Regions from separate parts of the Mus musculus genome. Here region 1 is linked to region 2. The links are chromatin loops, found by intact Hi-C in ENCODE. Cell type or tissue: left cerebral cortex. All regions are shown on one strand.

What was found. Hi-C counts contacts between places; a loop is a spot of excess contacts. Peaks named below come from ENCODE experiments on the same cell type or tissue, not always from the same donor. Only the 100,000 strongest peaks of a DNase experiment are listed, where the experiment ranks them.
Region 1: a loop joins it to region 2, with 1.9 times the contacts of the local background. A loop is called at or near these places in 5 of 42 quality-filtered maps.

Annotation. Positions count from the first base shown.
Region 1 is chr9:35,327,965-35,335,964 of GRCm38, forward strand. No RefSeq gene overlaps it. Among named protein-coding and RNA genes, the nearest start is that of Gm33974, 14 kb to the left of the region's middle. In left cerebral cortex, no CTCF peak of the experiment used is centred here; DNase peaks (open chromatin) are centred at 3,419 and 5,291.
Region 2 is chr9:35,396,580-35,404,579 of GRCm38, forward strand. No RefSeq gene overlaps it. Among named protein-coding and RNA genes, the nearest start is that of Cdon, 51 kb to the right of the region's middle. In left cerebral cortex, no CTCF peak of the experiment used is centred here; DNase peaks (open chromatin) are centred at 4,481 and 6,205.

The sequences.
Region 1 (8,000 bases), 69 kb before region 2:
GAAGACACTGCAGAGTAGAGCTTTAGGTTCTTATTATGTGGGGTAAGAAAGGTATCTTGCTCATCTTTGTAACCCCAAAGTAGTATATCGCAGTATCTGACACACAAACTATCTGTAGATGAGACCCTAGGCATTGAGCTTTCCTGCCTCTCATGCTGGTAGAGAACATGATCAGACCGGAAACTGTGATGTCAAGAAAGAGGACTGAGTCCCTGGAGAATCACTGAAATGGACACAGTCAAGAGCCATTAACCAGGGGCTGGTGAGATGGCTCAGGGGGTAAGAGCACCCGACTGCTCTTCCAAAGGTCCAAAGTTCAAATCCCAGCAACCACATGGTGGCTCACAACCACCTGTAACAGAGATCTGATGCCCTCTTCTGGTGTGTCTGAAGACAGCTACAGTGTACTTACATATAATAAATAAATAAATCTTTAAAAAAAAAAAAAAAAAAAAAAAAAGAGCCATTAACCAACCAGCGAAGAGACAGTGATGAGTTATGTATGGCCTTGAAGAACTTCATCCAGCTCTGGAACGCTCCTGGTCCCTCTTGTAAGTGTCAGTCTGCACAAACACAGAGGCCCAGCTTTATGCAGGGAGAGCACCTCCTCTCTTTCCATGACTCCATTTGTACAGGTGCCCCCCACAGCAGTTAAGTCCTGCTTGCGTGAGGCTGTAATGGTCTCTGCGGCTGGCTTCCTGTGACAAGGAAGGGCTTTCTGGCTGAGGTCCTTGTCCACCTGCTCTCCAGCTGCTGCTGGTGGCGTCTTGGCCGACTCTGGCATCTTCCACACATCTTTACTCTGTCTTCACTCTGTAAAACATCTGTACAGCAATCTACTGGCCGTTTGTTTTCTGTTTGTTTTGGGGATGACACAATCTCCATTCTTCACTTTAATGGCTCTTTCTCTTTATTATTATCGCCTTAGCCACTCTGTTTATTTGCTTTTTCCGAACCCCGACCACTTTCCCCTCTGCTTTTCTTGGGCCAGCCGTGGCCTGTGCTAGTACCCTCTGCTTCCCTCCCCCAGCAACAGGGCCAGACCGAGACCCTGTACTCCTGCTGGGAGCCTCACTCAGACCAGATGTGGCTTCTTCCTTCTCTTCCTCCTCTTTTCCCCTGAGTTGCCCAGGCCTGCAGGGGGTGAGGAAGAGGAGAGGCCCTCTACTCACATCCTGTTCTTTCCCTCTGCTTCCCTGACCAGCCCTGCTACCCTCACTCCTTGGTGAGGAAGGCAGTGAATGATGGAGCATCTACTTAGTACCAGCAGTGGGGTGTTGCTGGGTGGAAAACAAATCCCCCAAAAGCCTGGGAGGGAGGCAGGGGTGCTGTCCCTGTTCAGCAGCAGCTCTTCCTTGGAAGGTCTTGATGTGGTCCGTGGATGACCTGTGACACTAGGCAGCTCAAACTCTGACCATGCCCGTGTCACCTCTGCCTCCATATTGTCAAGCCAGCAACATCTTAAACTGTGCCTTGACTCTCACTTTCGCCACTGCCCAGGAAAACTACATTGTTTCTTTGTGGTGGGGGAGTCAGAGGCTTCAAGTAAGGAACTGAACACAAGTCTGGTTTGATGTACAGAATAATTAGCTTTAAATCGGGTCCTGACTTTTTTCCCAGCCTAGTCTGACACCTCTTCCCAAATGGAGACTGGGTTTTGTCAACATCTGGGACACACTGTGGTTCTATAACTAGGTATACTGCTGGTCACAACAGGTCATTGAAATTTGGTGGCAGGGATGATCAGTTATTGTGAGAGCTAATGTCACTGTTGGTACTATGCAAATATCTGACTGCAAGAGATGGAGAAAGAAACGGAGAAGCCCTGCCTTACAGGTGTTCAGGGGTGACAAAGGGCTTCAACTCTGTGACATATCACCTCTCCACCTGGCCAGGCTTTGGGGCTTGAGCTCTTAGAGTATATCGGTGGTAGTGAGAAGTGATTAGCAGAACCGACTAGATGAAAGAATTCACTGTGTGAACCTGAAGTTGGCAGGGCCGATCTCAGGTACTTGCTAGGAGCCTGAACAAGTTCCAGTAGCTTCCTGGGTGAGCTGCCTCAGAAAGGAGCGGAATCAGCTTTGAACTGAGCACACAGGCAGATGGCCAGTTAGTGCTGTACCCTTGGAGTGACTGCCACACCCACTCTCAGCCATCAGGCTGTGCGCTACACCAGACATCCTGCTTTAGCTTACGGTCTGGTGGGGCAGGGTGGGCAGGAGGAGGATTTGAGTTGGAATGCTTAAGAGGTCCAAGAGAGGGTAGCCTGGCCTCTGAAGGGTGAAAAACCCGTGGCCCTGGAGTGAGATCTTGGTGGCTGGCCAAGGCACCTTTAATTACTGACAGGTGCCATGGAACGGCAGCTCAAAGCTCCCTGGATCACAAGTCATGTCAAAAGATGGAAATGTTCAAGATGGACTCTCAGTGCGCAGAAGCACTGGCCCTATCTCAGTATAAACCTTGTTTGCTTTTGGCCATTGTTGTAGACTACATACAGGAATAACTGCCACATACTGGGTAATTAGCCTCTTTGCTCTGGCATCTCTTCTGAGGACCTGTGAGAGTGGCTCAGGTGAGAAAACCAGAGGTAGGATGGAGAATAGACACTGTCTCCTTGCTACCCTGCTGGGGAGAGCAGATGGAGGAGAACAAGCAGTCAGGATGTGGAAAACAGAGAGACCTTTACCGAAGAAGCAAAAGGTTATTGCCTTTGTCAGGAGGCCCTATGGTCAATGCTCCAGGCCAGCTTCCCTCTTCTTCACCCATCTTTCCAGGCTTGGAGAGCCCTCTGTGGAGGAAGCCAGAGCCCTACTCTGGTTAAGAGAGGGAGGAACTGCTCAGAATTCAGGAGAGCTGACGGATTTAGTAGGTTCAAGTGCCAGGCTTAGCTGCTCTTGACTGGTACTACACTGCACATCTCAGGAGCATCATGCACACTGGGTTACAGTGTTGTGCAAAAGTAGCCACCAGTTCTGGAGAGCCCAGACACTCATTCTGTACATTCACAGGAAGAACGAGCACAGTGGGGAAAAAGAGAAGGAGGAAAGGGAAGGTGGGAAAGAGGGAGGAAGGAAGGAGAGTGGGAGGGAGAAAGAAAGGAGGGAAGAAAAGAGGAAGAAAGAGAGAGGGAGAATGGAAGGACAGGAAGAAGAGAGGTTAAAAAAAAAACGAAGGAAGGGAGATAAGCGGGAGCCTTTCTGCAGGTCAGGCCTTGGCTCTGGACTATCAGGTGGGCCAGCAAGCTGGTGGAAGGAGGCTGGGGCTAGGAGGGAAGCTGCCAGAGGAGGGCCCAGCCCCTTGAAAGCTGCTATTGTTTGAGGTCTCTGCTCAGAGAAACCCTGAGTAAAAAGAGCTTGTTAGTGAGGCCCAGGCTGGAGACAAGCTGCTCTCAGAGAGCCAGTGAACCGTGCGAAATGACTTAAACTAACATCCCTGACTGCACTGGGCTGGGACCCAGGAGTCAGGGCCTTGTGCTCATCAGAAATTCATAGAAGGTGCCCCGCAGCTCAGCTTTCTCTGCCTCCTTGTTCATTGAGCGTTTTTTCTTTCCAGTCCTGCGGCTCTGAAAGGGAGACAGGAGCTGCCTGATGGGGAAGATCAAGTGGCCTTTGAAAACCCCTCTCAGAGTTTATTAAACCCTGGGGCTAGGGCAGGCCAACCTGGAGGCCCAGCCAGACCCGTCTCCACCCCCCTGGGCTTCCGAGAGGGGACCTAGCCTGTTCTCTTGTCCTAAACTTGGCAGGTCTGTGCTGGGGGATGAGAAGTAGGATCCCAAGGACCTAGGGTAGACACCATCATCTTTTTCAAGGATTGTGAGGTAGACACTGGCCACTTCCACAATTGACAAGAGTCCTCTCTCCCTGGGTCACTCAAGACATCTCCATTTCCTGCAGGGACTCTCTTTATAAGCTCTCTCTCTCTCTCTCTCTCTCTCTCTCTCTCTCTCTCTCTCTCTCTCTCTCTCTCTCTGGTGTTTGCACTGAGGTGAGAGGGAGGGAAGACACCAAGGGTCTCTCTAGGTTAGATTGCAGCTCAGTGAGCGAGTAAGGGCAAGAGAGAGAAGCAGAGTAGGAGGAGCCTTGGGTTTCTCTGCTCTGGAAGACTTTGGGAGATGGAAGGCACAAGATGCCTCCCACCCCACCCCCCAACTCTTCATAGCACCGTCCCTATCCTCCGAGGGTAGGTCTGTGCTGATACCATGTTCCCACCAACACTGGGCTAAACATGGCCATTCAGCACAGGAGCGTGCTTGTAGATCCTGAGGCTTAGAGTTGATGTAGTTATATGCCCCGTCTTCCACAAATATTTCCTAGGGCATTTACTAAACCCTGGGGCAAGGGCAGGCCAACCTGGAGGCCCAGTCAGGCCTGGCTCCATCCCCCTGGGTTTCCCAGAAGGGACCTAGCCTGTTCTCTTGTCCTAACTTTGGCAGGTCTGTGCTGGGGATGAGAAGTAGGAGGGTGTCAGGACACCCTGCTACACGCTGGGCAGACATTGGTCAGCCAATCAGTGGAGTCACGTTGATACTGACAGGATGCAGAGACCTGAAGGTATGACTACTCCATGGCTTCCCTGAGGAGCCACCTACTTGCCAGGTGACTGGGGCCTGGAGAAGCAGCAGAGCCCAGCCAGCTGCTTCCCTTTGAGATTCTGAGGACAATTTCTTTTCAAAAGATAATGCTGTTTGTTTAAAAAGTAAAAAAAGTGAGATGACTTGGTGAATAAAGGTGCTTGCAGGCCTGACAACCCAAGTTTGATCACTGGAGCTCAAGTAAAGGTAGAAACAGAAACTCAACTCTGCAAAGTTTTTCTTGGACCTTTACAATGGTGGCATGGCATGTGCTCTCTCTCTCTCTCTCTCTCTCTCTCTCTCTCTCACACACACACACACACACACACCCTGTCTTTGGACACCTCCAGCAGAGGGTGTGCTCCCTCCCTGGCCAGCTCTGCATTTGGAACACAGATCAATCTCTGCCCACCCCCCCTTTTTTTTAAATGCTTCCCCTTTAAACAAGTTCAAAGTCCTTTACAGCTTTCCTGAAAAATCTCTTTCTCCACAACTGTAGAGAATAAACAGATGGGAACCGGCTGAAGATATAAAGCTGGAGTTCAAAGCTCCGTGTGTCAACAGTCCCTGAACCTTGAAGAGATTGCAAGGTGTGGGAAGTGGCTACGTGCTCTCTGGGCTACATGTCTTTTTCTCCAGCTAAGGACGAAGCTGATGGTCTCATCTTTTGAAGGCCAGCTCTACTTGTCTGCTGAAAATAGGTCCGGCTCCCCCAGGACCCTGGAAGGATACCAGGGTGGGTGGTAAAGGTGGGGTTTTATTTTTAGAGATAACTAACCGAATCTGGGTTAGCCGATGCAATTTTAGCTCATGTATCAATGCTCCCCTATGTGGGTAGCTGTGTGCTGTTTCGAAAGACCCAGAGCCCGTGGCTGGTGTTTGTTATTTATTATTCCATGTATTATTACTGACTCATGGTGCCAGCTGTGGGCCTAGCCCCAGGCAAAGTGGTCTATACTGTCTGTGCAGTTTTCCCCATTTCTGAACCAGAAGAACAGCAAATGCTTGTTGCACGTGCTGTGTGTGTGTGTGTGTGTGTGTGTGTGTGTGTGTGTGTGTGTGTGTGCGTGTGCCAAACACAAGAGCCAATAATCTGACCACAGGCTGGAATGTTTGGCTTGGGACCCGGGCCCCAAACGTGTTCCATGTTTTCTCTGCGACAGCCCTTCTGAGGAGGGTGGTTCTCCCAGCTGGTGGAGACTCCCAGGAGAAACCATACCTTTGTGGTTTTCCACCAATCCTTTTATAGGCATACAGTAGTTACGTCTTTCCTTCAAGGAACTGCTGCACAGGTGCACTCTCAAACACGACAGCCAACAGTACAACAGCTGTGGTTAAAGTGGGGGTGGGCACAAGGGCTCCGTATGCAGTGAACTTTCTCTCTCCCACCCTTCCCTCGCCTCTCCCTGAACCCTGCTGGCATCTAGCAACCTCTGGTGCTCCGTGGAACTTATAAAAGCTACTAACCTATGTTACTTCCTTGGCTATTTTTATTATTATTTTCTTATTTAGAAGATCTTACTCTGTAGCTCAGGCTGGGCCTTAAGTTTACAGCAATCCTCTTGCCTTAGCTCCTAAGTGCTGAGCTACCATGCCCTGATCCCTGGTTATTTTTAAGTTGTCTAGTAGAGATGAAACCCAGGACAATATGCTTGAGTTAAATCAACAAAAATCTTAGCAGTCTGAGTCACCTTCGAGGCTTGTAAGCCCCTCATCATTACCCTAGCATCTTTAAATTCTCTCCGGTCTCCATAATCCTGGGCAGTGAATAACTCCTATTTTTGTGTTTTTAATGTACATGTGAGTTTGCCTTTATGAGTTTATGTGCACCATGTGTGTGCAGAAGTCCGTGGAGGACGGAAGAGAGCATTGGAGTCCCTGAAACTAGAGTAACAGGTCTCTGTGAGCCACCATGTGGGTTCTGTGAACCCAGGTCTCTGCAAGAGGAGTAAGCACTCTCAACACCTCCTCTTTCTCCTTCCTCTCCTCATAAGCTGCTGCCTGCCGCTTTTCTCTGTCCTTGCTGTCTGAACATCACCTGCTCCTCCTGGGTCCTCCTCCTTTCTCCTCTGTGTTCACTGGATGCCCTTTCCATCTCAGCTCCGGAGTCTATTTCATCAAAAAGCAACGGCCTTTTCCCGGGGGGGGTCTTCCTGGAGAGAAGCAGAGCAGTTACCCTCCCTCCTATCTCATTCCATTCATCTCCACTTAGCACAAAACCCAGCAGCACATTGGACTGAGCAGCCTGCCAGACAGAGTTTATTTTGTTAATTTCGTGCTGAGCTCTGGGGTCTTCCTGATTTGTTTTGTGGTCTGACTGTCCCCTGCATCAATCCACAGAAACACACTCTATGGAGGCAATGTTCAATGCAGAACACAAGGAGAAGGAAGGGTCTGTGTGCTGGGCTGTGCTACACGCAGGGTCAATGCTACTACAGGTGCCCAGGCCCAGCCAGGACGGGTGGAGTGAAGGCATCAGGCTGCCTTTCAGGCTCTTCCTTTTTCACAAAGTTCTGGCCTGCAAGAGCAGATCTTCCTAGCTTGTGTCCAAACTGGGGTCAGTGATGCCTGCTTTCCTGGCAGCTCTCTACCTACTACCCTATCCCCTACTTTCCCAAAAGACAGGCAGGGGCCGGCTGCAGATCAGGGCCTGTCAACCAATTCAGTGGTAAGGAAACATTAAACACTCCAAATGCTGCTTATTGGAACTGGGTAAACTCAGCACACCACAGTTTACTTTGCTGTCAGAAATCCCTGAGCTTGCCACAGAACAGAACCCTGGAGGATGAGGGCTCCCACCGTTCCTGCTCCGCATCGCCACCCACCAAAAGAGACCCTGTCTTCCAGCCTAGCCTCTACTCAGCCCCTTTGGCATCTCTGTCCCCTCCAGCATACCTTCAACACTTGTTCTTTTCTGTCCTTGCCTTTTCTTACCTCTGCTCTCTGTTCAACACTGCTCTATGAAGACTTGGCACTGGGCTGAAGAATGTTTATCTGAGGATAGAGAGCACAGAGCATGTGTAGATGAGTTCCAGGTTACTTCATGAAACCCTTAGGCTGTGTGTCATTGATTTTGTAAGGGTCAGACATTCAGGCCAAGGTGAGGAAAAACCAAGGGGGGCACGGGAACTTAGGGATCGGGGCGGGGGGGGGCAAGAGAGGCCTTTGGATAAGCGCCAGGGCAAACAGCTCTGCTCGCACATTGGTGTAGATTCTTTAAGGACTTGAGGATATGTGCATTAGGAAATCAGGGTATCGCTGATCTGAGACCTTGCTTCTCATAAATGCACAAATATCTCCAACAAAAGAGCTTCAACCTCCTGGAGGGCCTCCCTGACCCCCACCTCTCCAAAGAAATCTGCAGCTCGGGCCAAGGTTTTCTTTCTGGCTCCACTTGGAAGCACAAACCTTGTGGGCCTGAGATGAAACA
Region 2 (8,000 bases):
AAAAGTCTCCTCACTCAGTGATGAAAACAAGCATTTTGTTTGCTGGGCCCTATGAATAAAAACCAGGACCATCTTTTTAAACCCATGCAGAAGCTCTAGTCCCCAAGGTCGGTATTACCCTCCTTTCCCAAAGGAAAGAAAAGATAAATGATCTACCAAGGCTCAAGACCACCATAAGGCTCATATCCTTCGCCCAGAGTAAAGCAACCTTGGACTTTGTGGGTTAGGTTTATCATCTGAGCTGTTGGTAGGCTCCTTAGCTTGTCATCAAATCCCATAGTTGTAGCCAACTGTGGGGAACTGCACAGTAGGTAGTTCAAAGTCCAGCTCTCAAGTGAGTATCAGGTCCCAGACATTTTCTTTTGGTTAAAGGAAGAGCCAATACTTCCCACATTGTCAAAGCCAAAATCTCTCTTTTTGTTGTTGTTCTTGGTTTGGTTTGGTTTGGTTTGGTTTTTCAAGACAGGGTTTTTCCTGTATGACCCTGGCTGTTCCAGAACTCACTCAGTAGACCAGGATGACCTTGAACTCACTGCCTCTGCCTCCCGAGTAATGGGATTAAAGGTGTGTGCCACCATTACCTGGCCCCCAAATTATCTTCATACTGAAGAAAACTTTGAACTTTTTTGGTCCTCCTCATTCTCCACTTCTTGAGTTATGGGATTACAGGTGTGTACCAAAACAGTCTAAACGGATGATCAAGCAAAAATCTGTGATTTGATTAACATCAGGAGATGCAATGTTCCCAGGGGTTATTTTCTGAACAAAGTGACATGATGAATGTTTGGAATAATATAGATATACATAGTTTAGAACATTCTGATTCCTGTAATTATGCTTTCATACATTCATGCTCTCCCTATTTACTAAACTATCTGCTACTTTAAACTAAAAAAGCAAACGTTAATGACATGGAACAGTGTTAAGTATATTTAGATACTATTGCCTTTAGAAATTAGAAAACAAAAAGATAAGTTTCTGCTATGGTTTGTATATACTTGACCCAGGGGATGGCACTATGAGAAGGTGTGGCCCTGCTGGAGTAGGTGTGTCACTATGGGTGTGGGCTTTATGTCCCTCATCCTAGCTGTCTGGAAGCCAGAATTCTGCTAGCAGCCTTCAGATGAAGATGTAGAACTCTCAGCTCCTCCTGCACCAGGTCTGCCTGGATGCTGCTATGTTCCTGCCTTGATGATAACGGACTGAACCTCTGAACCTGTAAGCCAGCCCCAGTTAAATGCTGTCCTTTGTAAGAGTTGTCTTGGTCATGGTGTCTGTCCACAGCAGTAAAACCCTAACTAAGAATTTTTTTTTTTTTTTTGCAAAAATTCTTTCTTTCTCTGAACTATTCTTCTAACCTTTCTCCAAGCTGAAGTGCAATGGTCTCTGCACAGCTGAGAGTTCTGGTCAGTCATCTAAAAGTCATTAAAAATGCTGCCTGCTCATCTACTTTCCAAACATCTATCCTTTTTCATCAAAGAATCCCAGTATCCCAGGATCTCTCAATGGAATGTAATATTGAGACATCTGCCCATTAGCATTTATCAAAAGTAACAATTGTGAAAGGTTATTTGAAGAATGTGGGGTTTACCCATTTCACCAATTTTTTAATTGTTATAATTTAATAATAATTTAAATTGTTAAAATTTGGTGGATGCTCAGTTCTATTCTAGGTTATATCAACCACAGCAATTTGAGACATTTCAGGAAAAGTCTGGCACAGTACTGGAGCAAGCCCTGAATTTGTACAAAGGAGTTATCTTTCTTTTAGGAAATAGACGCAAGTGTGGTCAAAAAGCTCTGTGGGAATGAGTATTTCTGAATTTAGCTTGTTGAACAGAAGCAAGGATACCGTGCAGAACATTCTTTGTGTTTGTTCCCTCCAAAGAAGGAAGATAAGAAGCTTCATGTAAAAATTAAAGGTTGGTCATTGAACTCATGATCAACTAAATTATCAAAGAATAAATGAAAATATATTTTAAGAAGAATAAATGAAATATTGATCAGTTGATAGTGTGGTATGGGTATGCAGTCATACTCCAGCTACTCAGGCTGAGATAGAGGGATTGTTAGAGCCCAGGAATTTGAGGTTAGATTGGGCTATTTACTAAGACACCCTACCTCAAAATGGACAAATAAAAAACAGCATCACTTTAGAGATATGGGACTGTACATAAGTGGAGAGAAACATTTTCTCCATTTTAGTTGGGAATGCAGTGGGATGCTCTGAAGAATTCTGAGACTTCCATGTCCCTCTGAACTGTGAGGGGACCATATAAAGCATGGGTCATAATGATGATCTGTCTTGCTCTTACTTTGTAAGTGTGCCACTGCCTGGAAGAAGAGGCAGTCGACACAGGAGTTGGGACAAGCTGTTTAAAGCATGTATCAGGGCCCAGTGTATGTGACAGGGTAGCTGCTGACCTGATACAGCACAGGGAGAACACTCCCTGGGTTCTCTCAGGTCTGATTATGGAATACTCCACAGAGAAGCTATAGTCCTACTTCAGCAGTTTTGGGCAAAAGCGAGAATGGAATTGTTTAGTTGACACTGTTAGTCTCACTGCTTCTTGTTGGTTTGCACTGTTTCATAGGATGTTAATTGCCAGTCTGACAGCAGGTACCTTCATCTGTTTTTCCTGCTGGAGCCTACACTGCCTGCATACATGGTAAGCTGGAGCTATCAGGAGATTGAAGCTTCCTCAAGTGGACCTCCATCAAAGACTGGCAGAAAGTGGCATATAGATGCCCCAGCTTGCTTTCCTGGGTTGACTGGTAGCCTGTGGGAGGCTTGTTTTCTCCTCCTGCCTTGATTGTCAACTCTTCTACACTTTTACTGGAATCAAATCCCAGACAACTTTGCTCATCACCTGCTTTGGGAGGAGCCCAAACTATGCTACATGGCTGAACCCAAGCAATGCAAGGCTACTCTTTTGAGTCCTGTTACTTTGTGCCCTCATAAAATACCCTTTTACTGAGTTCCTTTTTCACGCCAGTGTCTTCAAATTTTCCACCCAACCCCATAGTGAGTCATGAGAGTCTTATCACTATAGGTGATCCTCCAAAGACATAGTCGTTTCTGTTTCTCAGTTCATTGAGAAACTTTTCTCCTAAAATTTACTGATGGAAAAAAAATGGCCTAGCTCCCAGAGTTGGCATATATTATTTTCTGTATTTAGGTAAGAATTAGATACAGGGGTGCTTTCTCTTTCCCCAAGGCCCAGTCTTGCTCTCTCCTCCCCTCTCTGTGTCTCTCCCCTCCTACTTTCCCTCTCTTCCCATCTCCCCAGAGATCTGTCTTCTGAAAAGCCCAGAAGCCAAGTTGGAGTCTAAAAACAGAATAAATGCATTTTTCCCTTGCCCGTGTGTGCTTCTTTTCCCGGATCTCAACTTCTCTTCATGTCTGTTTATTTTGGTTTGGTCACTTGTCTATTTCTACTGACCCTGTCTTATTGTACACATCTCTTCACAAGCCGCTTCAAAGCCCCGGTGGAGTAAGTGGGCATACAAATGAGGCACTCAATAGGCACTCTGAGTGAATTAGACTGGATGCCAAGTCTGAGTGGTCCAGGGATGGAAATGGAGATGCAGGAAACTTCCTTCTCGAGCACCTTTTCATTCATAGTGTAGCGTCCTTTCAACTTTCCGTGCTGTTTAACTGCTTCTTCAATGAAGTCTTATAAGGGAGATACAGTGAGAAAAAAAAAGAAAGAAAAGAAAAAAGAGAAAGAGAAAGAAAAGGAAAAGAAAGAGAAAGAGAAAAAGAAAAAGTTTTGAAAAAGATGCTGCTGCAGCTGAGATATGCGAGTGAGAACACAGGGGACTTTCTTACCCAACACTCTCCTAGCTCCTAAATCTCACTTCTGTAAAGGACACAGGAGAAGTGTTACTCTAAAAACACCTTCAGGGCCTGGGACCTTCAACGCTTGGCAGCAAGGGAGTTACAGCCTGCACAGGGCTGTTCTAAAGAGGGACAGTTCACTTGCAGGCTGTCTGCCCACAGGCTGTGGGCAGCCTTCCTGTTTGCCTTATCTCAGACGCTAACCTACAGGTCAAGAACCAGCCTAGGGCAGGCTCATTCCCCAGCCACCTGCTTGCCGTTCGTTCGTATCTGTCCAGATTCTCTCTGGCAAAGTGGACACATTTTCTCTTTAAACTGGGAAGAATGGGCCAGGGGAGGTTTGGGACGGAGGTGGTGAGCCAGGACCTCGGTAGTAGACGGTAAACGAGCTTCAGATGATGCATCTTTTCTGGAAGAGCCTGTTTTAACCTTTCAAGCCCCAACCTCCAGCCCTGAGCGGTGTGTCTAATAAGGAAACCTTTTTGACCTAGTCAGTTAAAAGTCCCAGCCCTTTGCCTCATCACTGCCAAGCCTAGCACTAAAGAGGTGAACGCTGGCAGCTTTCGTTGCCTTCAGCTTGGCAACTGCCCCTCGGGGTCCGTGCCTCAAAGTCCCAGCTCTCAATAGGGCTGTGTTTTCAATCCTGGTTAAACAAAGCGCAGTGGTCTCGCTCCGGAGCTGAGAGCACGGCTCTCATCTTTCCATGGGGATTAAGAGCTGCTCTCTTGTTTGGGTGTCACTCTGCCTTTGAACTGCTGGGGCTTCATCTGGTTTCAGGCTCAGCATCCTGCCAGCAAGTGGATTTACCTGATTTGTTGTTACTCTCTCTGCAGGATGAGGAGCGTCCCATTCTCCCCATCTCAATTACTCCTCCTTTCTCCCCATCCCTCTTTCTCAAGTTCCCAGCTACCTTCTGTTCCTTATTCAGACCAAAGTGAGGACTTTATAGATAGGAGAGTCTCACCTGGCAAGTACGGTCTGGGAGCACGGAGACAAGGAAGATAGCTCTGTGATTGCTAGGACTGCAGTAGAAAAAGATTCTGACAGAAGTGGGAGGCTGTACTTTTTCTCGCTCAGGGGCCAGAGAGCCATGAAGCAATTCTTGAAAGCTTGCGAAAATGAAAAAGGGATAGTATAAGACAGACCTGACTGTGCATCTACGGTCTAGCTTACCTTACCGCTTTACATGCGTGTTTTTATCTTTTTTTGTTGTTATTGTTTGTTTTGTTTTGTTTCGAGACAGGGTTTCTCTGTGTAGCCCTGGCTGTCCTGAACTCGCTCTGTAGACCAGGCTGGCCTCGAACTCAGAAATCCTCCTGCCTCTGCCTCCCGAGTGCTGGGACTAAAGGTGTGCGCCACCACACCCGGCTGCGTGCTTTTATCTTGAGTGATAGAAGGAACACAGATAGAAAACTCTCTCTCTCTCTCTCTCTCTCTCTGTGTGTGTGTGTGTGTGTGTGTGTGTGTGTGTGTATTAATACAGGAAGGAGGCTGAACATTAAGTACACTAATGTCTATGTGGATGGAAGAAACCAGACTCCTCTTGGAGGAGGGGCCATTGTAGTGAGTGGACAGAAGCACCAAGAGAAATAGCCAAAGTATAATTGGGTGGACATCACAGCCTGCGCACAGACAGCCCTTGTCCAGTGGCTTCCATAACATAAAATATGGCTTGCATATTTTCTTAACAACTAGAGAGGATAAGTTCTGGTGAGGAGCCACAGTGGTTCACAGTCCAGCAAATCCACCCAGGCCTTATTTGTGCACAGTCATTCTTTTATACCTTTGTAGATCTCAAAAAGTGGAGCTACCAAGGAGAGATGCTGTCTTTGGCTCAGGAACCTGGTGGTGGTGGTGGTTGTGGCGGACGTGTGTGTGTGTGTGTGTGTGTGTGTATGTGTGTGTGTGTGTGTGTGTGTGTGTTGTTCCTACACTGCTGCGTGGAACAGAAAAGTTAGCTCCCCAAATTCTAAAAATCTGGGATGAGATAAAACCAGATTCAGATTGAGAGGAAAGATGTGAAGGTGAGGATGGGGTCGGGTACTAAGGACATTAAGGATAAAGATGAAGGGAAAGGGTCAGCATAAGTGTGCAGACAGAGGCAAGAGCAACCCTTGCCTAGTTGCCCCTCCAGGGCCTGGCCTTCCCAGCATGTGGGGTTCCTGGGCCCCGAAAAGCACTGGCTGGGACCCTGTCTCCTGCTCTCCTCACAAAGCCGGGCTTGTGTTCTTGGCCATGCTGTGCCTCCCCACCACTGAGGGCCTGGCTAAGGCCGCTGCCCTGGGAGCCTCCCTTCCCAGCCAGAGGCCCCAAATTTGTACAAGTGCCAATGGCTAATGAGGAGCTCATTTGAATCCATGCAAAGTACCAGGGAGCAAGGAGACATGCTAATTAAAGTGATTGCTGTTCTTTAATTAAGCAATAATTCCCCCAAAGAGGGCATTATCATGCAAATAGAGCCCTCTCGGGTGAGGTAAGGGCTTTGGGCCACAGCTGAGGTCTGTTAATAAGGCTGCTGAGCTTTGGAGGGCAGGGATCCAGAATGCCCCATTGAGCTGGGTGATAGAGCAGGGGAAATAATGTCCCTGCACCATGCTGCCTTTTGTCTCTTCAGGTTTGGCTGTGGAGATTTGGGAAGCAGGGACCCCCGCATCCTCTGCGTTCTCCCTTCTCTCCACTCTGCCGACTCTCCAAGAGACAACTTCCAAAGCTGTGTGAGGTGGATTTGGAGGAAAATGTTTTAGCATAGCCCTTCATATAACCAATGCACAATTACCAGAGCGTCAGAATAGGAGGGTCAAAATGAGATGGGAAAAGTGGCTTAGAGGTTCACAGACGTACAATATACTGCAAGAGGATGAGACCCTTTGAGTTGACATAATAGATCATGAAGAAGGCACTGAAATCAGCCATCCACCTGAGTGACTGCAAGCGGTTGTCCCTCTCCACGAATCAGTCTCCTCATCTTTAGAATGGGCTGTTCATTACTGCTTCACACTGCTATGGTGTGGGTGAGTGGACACCACCACAGGAGGCATTTAAAAGAGGGCTCTCAACCTGGGGTGACATTTTCCCCAAGAGGAGGGCAACCAGATGAACTACATTTTCATTTGCTGAATTTGACAACCTTATGCCAAGAGCAACATTTAGAGGACGTTTGTCACAACTGGAGAACTGGGTGCTGGTTGGAGGCGGACGATGCTGCTGAACAAACTCTACAGAGCATGCCACAGTCTCCACAACAAATACTCTGTTTGAGAATGATGATAGTGCTGAGTTGACAGATTTTTACCTACATATTGCTGACTAAATCTGAGTTGGATTTAAAAGGGCCATCAAGATGGGGGGGGGGGGGAGGAGTGGGGAAAGTCACTTGCAACCAAGACTGGTGACCTGAGTTTGATCATTGAAACACGGGAGAGAAGGAGACTGGACTACCACAATGATGTCTTGGCCCTCTGCCCTCCACACATGAACCAGAGCAGGTGCACCCCCCGAAACCCCCAGTATACACAAGTAATCAATAAATACTTTTTAAAAGACACATAAAGACACTGTATCTTTTTCTAGCAGGCTTATAGTACTAAAGTTCTAAACCCTCTGGGACCAGCTTTAAGGGAATCGTCTTTGCTCAAAAAGGATCATTTAGATAGTAATTGTGCTTTAATGGCTGAACAAACAGGGGCCCAAGAAGCAGAACAGAGACAGGCTAGAAGGCTGGAGAGATGGCTCAGCAGCTAAGTGCACATGCAGCCCTTGCAGAGGGGCAATTCCCAGCACCAGTATCAGACAACTCACACCCACCTGTAACTCCTGTTGACAGGGATCCAATGCCTCTGACCAGTCCAGGCATCTGGACTCACATGAACGTACCCACACACAGACAACACAAACACACTTAGCAGCGAGAATGCCCAGTCATGGTGAGGATGTCTCTTAGCCGGCGACCTTTTAACATTCTGTGTTTCTCAAAACTGTCCTGGTGTTTCCTGAGCAGAGAACAATCCACAGCAATGCCTGTGCACACACAGGGGAAAAAACAAAAACAAACAAACAAACAAACAAACAAAGCCTCAAAAGCCAGAAGTGGCCAAACAGCTAACACTTACATCGAGTTTGGATTCTCGTTCTCATAATAGCCCAAGTGGTGGGTACGGTC